Regions from separate parts of the Homo sapiens genome. Here region 1 is linked to region 2. Evidence: chromatin contacts called from ENCODE Hi-C or POLR2A ChIA-PET data. All regions are on one chromosome and are shown on one strand. The core of a region is the stretch at or near the end of the contact, and the rest is flanking DNA. Distances in the headings are between cores, read along the strand shown.

Evidence for each region. A loop is a pair of places that touch in the nucleus more often than their neighbours do. ChIA-PET counts read pairs that join two places held with the same protein, here RNA polymerase II (POLR2A). Pooled maps may share reads with other maps.
Region 1: a map of chondrocyte shows a loop between it and region 2 (2.9-fold over the local background). The contact joins the enhancer-like site here to the promoter of NPR3 in region 2. A Hi-C loop is called at or near these places in 3 of 168 maps with a recorded cell type or tissue (PC-9, chondrocyte and sigmoid colon) and 3 of 50 pooled maps. POLR2A ChIA-PET finds 5 or more read pairs at or near these places in 2 of 52 experiments (AG04449 and activated CD4-positive, alpha-beta T cell).

The regions. Positions count from the first base shown.
Region 1 is chr5:33,031,078-33,035,119 of GRCh38, reverse strand. All of the region lies in intron 1 of LOC105374715 (a long non-coding RNA gene), which reads left to right. Among named protein-coding and RNA genes, the nearest start is that of LINC02120, 86 kb to the right of the region's middle. Within about 2 kb of position 2,764, at least 2 of the 41 ENCODE cell types and tissues checked have a DNase peak (open chromatin) inside an H3K27ac peak, as active enhancers do.
Region 2 is chr5:32,709,316-32,713,260 of GRCh38, reverse strand. NPR3 (natriuretic peptide receptor 3) reads right to left here and starts at 1,940. Exons shown (of 8, transcript NM_001204375.2): 1 at 716-1,940. The coding sequence starts at 1,484. RefSeq lists a silencer at 684-978 and an enhancer at 854-1,579.

The DNA of each region.
Region 1 (4,042 bases), core at 1,515-4,014, 320 kb before region 2:
AAACTTCTGGTTCAAGCTAGGAAGCATTTATGCAATCCTGTGCAAGTACTATCAAGTGCTATGAGGAAATAGATTTATTTCATGCAACAAAACTTAGATAATTGCTCATGTCTCCTTATGGTCCCATGAGCATGTCAGGGTTACGGATCTTTTATCACAGTGGAGATAAGAGTGCAAGCAGGGAAAGGCAGGTCATAAACAAACAAAAAGTAAAATATACAATGTGTCAGATGGTCTTAAGTATTATGGGAAAAATGAAATGAGGAAATGGGTTGGGAATGCTAGGGTTGGGGGATAGTTGCATTTTAATCTAAGGTAGTTAGGGAAGGCCTCTTTGAGGTGACAGTTGACAAAAATTCAAAGGAGATTTAGGACTGAGCCACTCAGATACTTGGGGGAAGAGTGTACCAGGCACATTGAACAAGTGCAAATACTTTTTCAAATAAGAGTGTACCTGGTTTATTTTAAGCACAGAAAGGAGTTTAGCATTAGCAGAAAGGATAAGAGAAGTGGGGGAGTAATGGGGAATGAAGTCACAGAGGTAAGAGAATGGATGGGAGATCTCGTGGGGTCTTATAGACCAGTTGTAAGGATTTGACTTACTCTAGTTTGAGTGAAGTAGAAGGCTATTAGACATTCTGAATAGAAGTCTGACATGGTCTAACTTAGGTTGTTCAAAGTATCACTTTAGTTTCTGTCTTGAGATTAAACCATAAGAGGGCAGGGGTGGAAACAGCATATCTAGTGTAACATTCCAGGCAATTGGTTATTAGAATTGTGGTGGTAGTGTCGAAAGCAGGGAGAAGGAGTGGGATTCTGGATGTATGTGGAAGCAGAGTCAACAAGATTTGCTAAAGGATAGGATGGTGGTCAGGAGGGGAAAAGAGCACTTAGGGATGTCTCCAAGATTTTTGGCCTGCATTTGGTAGGAGATGGTAGCAATTGAGATAGAGAGGATTGTTGGAGGAATGAACTTTGATGAACAGTCAGGAGTTCAGTTAGGAGATACCTAGAAGAAAATTGAAATTCAAGACTGAAATTCAAGACTAGAGATTTAAAAAAACTGGCTGTCATCAGCACATAAATGGTATTTAAGAGAAGAAATCTAAGCCCTCCAGACATCGTCACTCAGTCTTCTTTGTCCTCTGGCTTGTTGTTGGATTTCGTCAATGGGTGGCCCTTTCAGGAGAGAAGAAAGAAGAGAAAAGCAAGGTCTGGGTTTTTTCCCCATCAGCTCATGTTAGGCAGCCCCTCTGCTGTAGTGAGAGGTTTCACTGGGTTCTCGTCACTGCTCCTTCCCAGCCCCTCCAGGCCTGGGGCTGATGGAGTGTCAGTTGCTTCTCACTGTTACCAGCCCTGGCTGCTGTATCCTCTCATTGGCTCCCTTGACCCTGTCCACTCCGTTTAACTCTCTTCAGTTACTGCTTCAGAGTATAACATCTGTTTCCTACCAGGACCCTAATGACATAGCAGATCTGGTAAAAATATTTGGAAAGCAGTGGCACTTGAGTCCTGATGCCACATCTATTGTCGATTTGTGATAACCATTTTGATAATTGATAATTATCATGATTCCTATATGGTTATTGAAATTATTATTTTTATTATAATTTAATTTAATTAATTTTGTTCTATCTTACAACAACATGTATTAGAAGCATGATGTAAGGAAGAAGCAGTTTAGGATTGTTGTATGATCTTGGGAAAGTCATATCACTTCCTGAACTTAAGTTTCTGGATGAGTTAAGTGAGCATGGTAACTACTGCCTCTTAATAAATAATAAGTTCTTAAATATTAAGCTGGTACCTCCTCTAAGGTCCTTGAAGAAAGTTGTTAGAGGAGCATAAAAGTTAACTGCCTACTTTTAAATTTGTCTAAAGATATAATCCTGGTGCCTAAAACCCACTAATGCTAGCCAGGGTTAGAAGAGATGGTTAGGAGAAGGGGAAGGCTGTCAGTACCTGCAATGTCAAAAAGCATGTCATTTTAAACAGTTTTCAGTACTTTTTTTTCTCAGAATAAATTCTTTTGGTCAAAGCCACATGAGGAAGGGCAGAAAACAATCTAAAGACTTTGGAATGGCAATCCAAATATTGACAGTTACCAGCATGTTTCCTCCGGGTCTCCCCGCTGAAAGCTACATCTAGGAATGATACACAGTCACGCAGCCCTGGAGTTTGGCAGCTGAGCACCTCTGGATCTCTGGCCTTCAGCACCCGGAGAATAATTCTTAAATCTACAAACTCTCTCGTGCAGCATTTTTTTCCCTTCTCCTCAAATAATATCCAATTACTGAGTGCTGTGCTGGGAGAACCTGGGGAAATGCTAGAAGGAAACGCAGCTGAGAGCCACTGTGGTTTGACAGCTCTCCAGCTACTTTGAAAATATTTTGGCAAAAACAAGATTTTAAGTAAAACTGTTTCCTTTGGTAACATACCCAAAACTGCAGGTTTTACATTTTCAGTACTATGATTTGGGCCAAAAGTAGAAAAAGAAAAAAAAAAACGGGGAGGTAAAAGCTGTTCTTGAGGGAGGAAGATAGAATCTAAGAAAAAGGGGAATGCTTTGCATGGGATGCAGATATGAGAGTAGGAGGGAAACAGAGGGAAGCATATTGAACTTTCTCTCCTCACTTTTTTTCTGTACTAAAGAATTTCCCCGTCAAAACACAAGGCTCTTTTTTTGCCTTAAGATGGCCAGGAAAGGATTCACTGGGGAATCACTAGGCTAGGATTTGTGTTACTGCTTATTATAGGATGAGCAATAGCAACTGGGGAGGGTCAAACCACATGGGTGTTTCATTTCAGGCCATCCTACATTACAGCAGATGCAGGAGGGGATAAAATGGATAATATTTATCTCAACCCTGTTAGTTGGTCCTTGGAGAATATGCTCATTTATTCTTGCTTCATTTTTTTTTCCTGATCGCCTCCATGCATAAAATCCCTGTGTTTTTGAAAATACCAGCTCTCTCCTATCCCAGGACCTTCGTAGATACCTTCTGTACCTAGAATGTTTTGCCCTCAGACTCCACCATTCTTTTCAGGGAAGCCTCACTCTATCCTACAAGTGACGTTAGCATTTTATGTTGTCTTTATAGCCACCTGTTTACATATTCCCCAACACTCTGTAAATTCTACAAAGGCCTGTTCACTGTCACATCCCCAGGGCATGGCATAAGGTGAGTGTTCAATTTAAAAGGTTAGCAAGTTATCTGACTAAACCTGCTTTTCTTTAGTTTCCTTTTCTTATTATACTTCTTTCCTAATAATCTAGTTCTCCTTTGTTTTTGTTTTCCCTTATATTGCTCTTTTTTTCTATTACCCTTTCTCCGAGACTTCTCCTTATGTAGAGACTTTGCCTAAAGCAAGGGTTTGTAGGAAATATACTCTGAACTGTATAATGTTAATACCAGAAAGTGCTTCAGAGATTATGTAATTAAACCCTCCTCCAATTTTATAATGGTGCTCCATTGTCCAAGGTCACACAGCTAGTTGGGAACAGAATTTAGATTTGAACCCTGTAATCCTGACTCTATGTTTAGTCTTCCTTTCATTATTGTCACTCTATACAAAGTGTTAGACAAAAGGGTGAGGTTCCAAAAATACTAATCATCTCTCTACAACACAAGCTCCATATCATCCGAGAGTTTGACATCTCATTGGAAAGAAAACACTGCTCCCTGGGTCCTTCCCAAAAAATTGCTATTATAAGAATAAAACTTAGGTTCAAACTCTGTCCTTAACTTCCCTCAGACTCAGGAATATCCATTTATCTTAGCATGCTAAGGGAAAGAGGCAAGTTTGATATTTAGTTCCTAAATAAATGTTTATGTGAAAAACAGTGAACCCAAAAGTTCAAAACCCTATTAAAAAGAGAGAATAGGAGAGATAAATATTAATAATGATAATAATAACCAAAGCTGACATTACTAGCACTGCTCTAGCAACCTGTCATAAATGACATATATGTACTGTTAATCCCCCATCAACCTGTAAGTTAAATACTATTATCCCTACTTTACCAATGAGGAAACTGAAG
Region 2 (3,945 bases), core at 691-3,190:
AAAGGCACTCCCGCAAAGCTTAGCTCTGGGCGCATTAGAAACTGCGTTGCAGAACACTCTGGGAGAAGTGAGTGTCGCCAGAATTCAGACACACAGGGGCATTTTTGGTGGAAACCACAGAAGCTCGTTTATAAGGGGCTGGAAGGGAAATGAAAGGAATGAGAAGAGTGAGTCAACAAGCCTTTAAAAGAAACCTGGGGTCTGTGGAAACAACAGTCAGAGAAACCCCAAGAGCGGGCGAGCTAAGTGGCGACGCCTCGCTGCGAGGCGTCCGCGGACGCTTCCGCACTAAGTGGGGGCGCACGCTGGCAAAGGACTGGGGAACAAGTTCTTTCCGCCTCGGATGCTTCAGACCCTGGATGGAGCCAGGCACTGGGAGTGCGCCCCCTAATCACCAGCCCGGCGCTGGCAAAGTGGAAACTGGGAAGAAAAAACATCGAAGTGTTTGACAGCACCTGTTGGACCTGGGCACGCAGGAGCTACAGACGCCCTCTCCTCCAACCCCTTCACCTCCCTGGGACCCTCTACGTACACCGCGATGGGCGGTCGTCAAAGGTTGTCGCAGCCACACGGCGCATACCTGAACGAGTGCCCGCGCGCACCCGACCTCAGCGCCGCAGTGGGGAGTGGGGTCTGCAGAGTGGACGAGTGTGCAGGGAGAGCCGCGGAGAGCGGTTGGGTTAGGGCCCGGGGCCCGGGACGCGCCCCTGCTCACCTCTCTCACTGGCCTGGATATTGCGCACGATGTCTTCCAGATCCAAGTCTTTGGTCTCGTCGAAACTGTAGATGGACGTGTGCAAACCCTCCTCCTGGAAGACCTCGTGGACCCCCTCGAGGGTGAAGTAGCAGTTCCGCTCCAGCTTGTCGTCGCTGTAGACCAGTGCAGCGCGGCTCCAGTGGTGGTGGCGGAACAGGGCGAGCATCATCTCGCCCATCTTGGCGTAGGCGGGCGCCACGCGCGTGAGGTGCGAGTACTCAGAGTCCTTGTGCTGGAAGCCAGCGGCCAGCGCCCCAGCCGACAGCATGGGCAGGTCCCAGTGCGATGCAAGCCGGGCCACTGGCGCTGCTGCATACTCGCACACTGGCCCCAGGATAAGGTCTGGCTTGGCGCCCCGCGCCGCCGCCACGCGGTCCACCAAGCTGAAGAGCGCACGGTTCCCACAGTCTGAATCCTCGTAAGCCACCTGGAAGCGAGTGCCCGGCGGCAGAAGCCGCCTCCCAGTCCCGTTGCCCTCCACGCTGCGCAGAGCATACTCGATGGCCGGCCGCACCCGGGTGAGTGAAAACAAGTACGAGTCATCCTGGGGCAGTAACACCAGCACCTCGATCTTCTGTGGCGGCAGCGCCTCTCTCTCCTGGCGTCCGCCGCCTATGCCCGCGCCACCGCCGCCGCCGCCAACGCCACCGCCACCGGTGCCGCCGGCCAGCAACGCCCAGCCGAGTAGTACGCACGGGGAGAAAGTGAGCACCAGCAGAGACGGCATCGTGCCGCAAGAAAGAGCTTGCCCTCGCCGCCGCCGACTCGCCCTCTGCCCCCCACCCACCCTTCCTCTTTCCTCCCCACTCTTCTCTCCAAGGTCCCTGCGCCCCCTTGGGCGCTTTAACAAAATAGAATACCCCCTTCACTAATGCGCCAAAAGATAGAGAGGAAGCGTCCTTCTCTGCAATGTCACTAGTTTTTCTTAAAAAAAAAAGAAAAAGAAAAAGAAAAAGTTCACCGGGTGTAAACCTGTGCGTCTGTAATATACATATATATATACTTGTATATATTCGCCCTCCGTTTATACATATACTATTTTGCTTAGAGGTGGCTTCTTATTTGGGCGTTGCTAAGGTTGCTTTTGAAAGCGTTTTTGTAGAAGAAAAAAAAAGTTAGACTTGTCCAAGTGTTTGTAATTGACGGTGCATCTCCCTCGCATTTGATCTCATTGATTCGCGCCGGTTCCTGGATCCATAGCCCGCGTTTAAATAGCGTGGCAGCGGCTGAGCGTGTTACCACACATGGCGCGCCGAGGCCGGGCTTGTGTTTCCAGCGGGTGGGGTGGGTGGGGGTGGGGAGATGTGGGGGCTGGGCTGGGGGAGTCTCTCATTAACATTCTTACATCAGGGCTCCTCCCTGCACCCCTTCACTACCCATCGCGCCCCTGTCCCTAACCACCACTCCCCGCAGGCCCTCTGCCTTTTCCTTAAAGCTGAAATCGCCCACGTCTGCACCGGCAAGAGCCCCCACCACGCCGCGTGCCTGTGCGATCACCGCCTCTCCCTTTCCACGCTCTCCAGCTCCTGGCTTCAAAAAAGGAAACGTGCTTTAAAGTAGAGAAATGCGCGCGCGCACGCACACATACACACACACACACACACACACATATACACACACACACCGTGCAAAAAAAAAAAAAAACCAGGACTGGGGGAAAGGGATGGTTCTAGAAATTGTGGTTTCGGTGCAAAAATCCTTAGGTGCCGCTTGCTCTCACCTTTCTCGTTCTGGCCACATTCCCTCCTGAAGCACCGACGCGGGGCGAGCACCTGACCTTCCTGGTCCCTCGGCGCAAGGTCAGGGAACAAGGACCAAGGTCCCAGTGCAGATGGCTCCATCGCGGACCTGGTGTGCCCGGCTGGCCCGGGCGTCACCTACACCCCGCCTTCCTCAGCCCCGCGCCAGCCCCCTCCCCCTGGGCCACGCAGGTTTGCGCTGGAATCGCAGCGGTGCCGAGGTCACAGTGTCCCAGCTCACGGACCCTCTGTCAGCGCACTGAGAGCAGGAAAGTGAAACTTGTTGCTCCCAAAGGCGAGGGAATGGTTCAACTTCTGGAGGTGTCACAAAGCTTGGAAAGCATCCCCAAAGCGTCCTCGGGGCTTTGTTTGCTAAACCAGGTACCTAAATAAAGGGACTGTCTTTCCCAAAACGTTCCCGGTAGGTCCCCCGGGTACGACACACGCTCCCCTCCAACCTGAGTGCTCAAAGATCCAACCGCTCCTTCTCTGGAGCGCTCGAGGCACTGTGCTGGGGTTCCGCGACTCCAAGAAAGGTCCTGCCTCGGAGACCCAGTCCTCCCACTGGCCATAGCCACAGCAGCGGTGGAGACCGGAGGGAAGCGGCTCTGGAGAAGTCCGTGACCAGAGGAGCATCGCGGGAGTCCGCCGCGCGGCGGGGCGGGTCAAAATGGAACTGGACCTTCTGTGCCTACTGCAGCCAAGTCATTTGCAATGTGAACGGGCTACACTGGGCGGGAGAATTCTGACAATTAAGTCCCGCACATTTAAATACATTGAAAATGTGTTAAAATGGTCTTTCATTTGACTAGGCGTCCGTGTCCACAAATTTCTTTTAGTCTCAGACCGACGCCCTCTTTCGGCAGAAACTTGCACCCGACTCAACCCGGGTGCCGCAGTCCCAGACGCTGCGTTTTTTACTCCGAGGCCTTTAACGCGCTCTGGTTCTCACTTGCGACGGTGAAAAGGCAAACTGGGGTTTCTGGGGATATGGCAACTTCTGGCGTCAGCGCTCGCCTCCCTTAACAGCACTCTCCTTATCGCTCTTTCTGGAACCGTCAATGTGATTATGGGTAATGTTTCAGCTTCTGGGTCATTTATATTCAGATTATGCACTGTGATCCCGAAATCTTCACTGTTAAGTAGGAGCTTCTAATTCCTGCGAGAATTTCCATTTATTTAATTAGAGCCACTAACCAGGAGCAAAAGAGACATCTGTATAAAATTTAATTCCACAAACAGGGTAATCCACACACACTGGAAATTGAGATTTAGTGCTCCACAGCAATTAAATCTTTCCTGAATTTGCAGAAGGGCAGGCGTTTATGGCAGCACAGATTAAAAAAAAAAAAAAAGAAAAAGAACAACAACAAAACAAGAACTAAATCATGAATTCCAAGGGTCTTAATGGATTTCGAAACTGGTTGCCAGGCACTGTGCTGGGGTTCC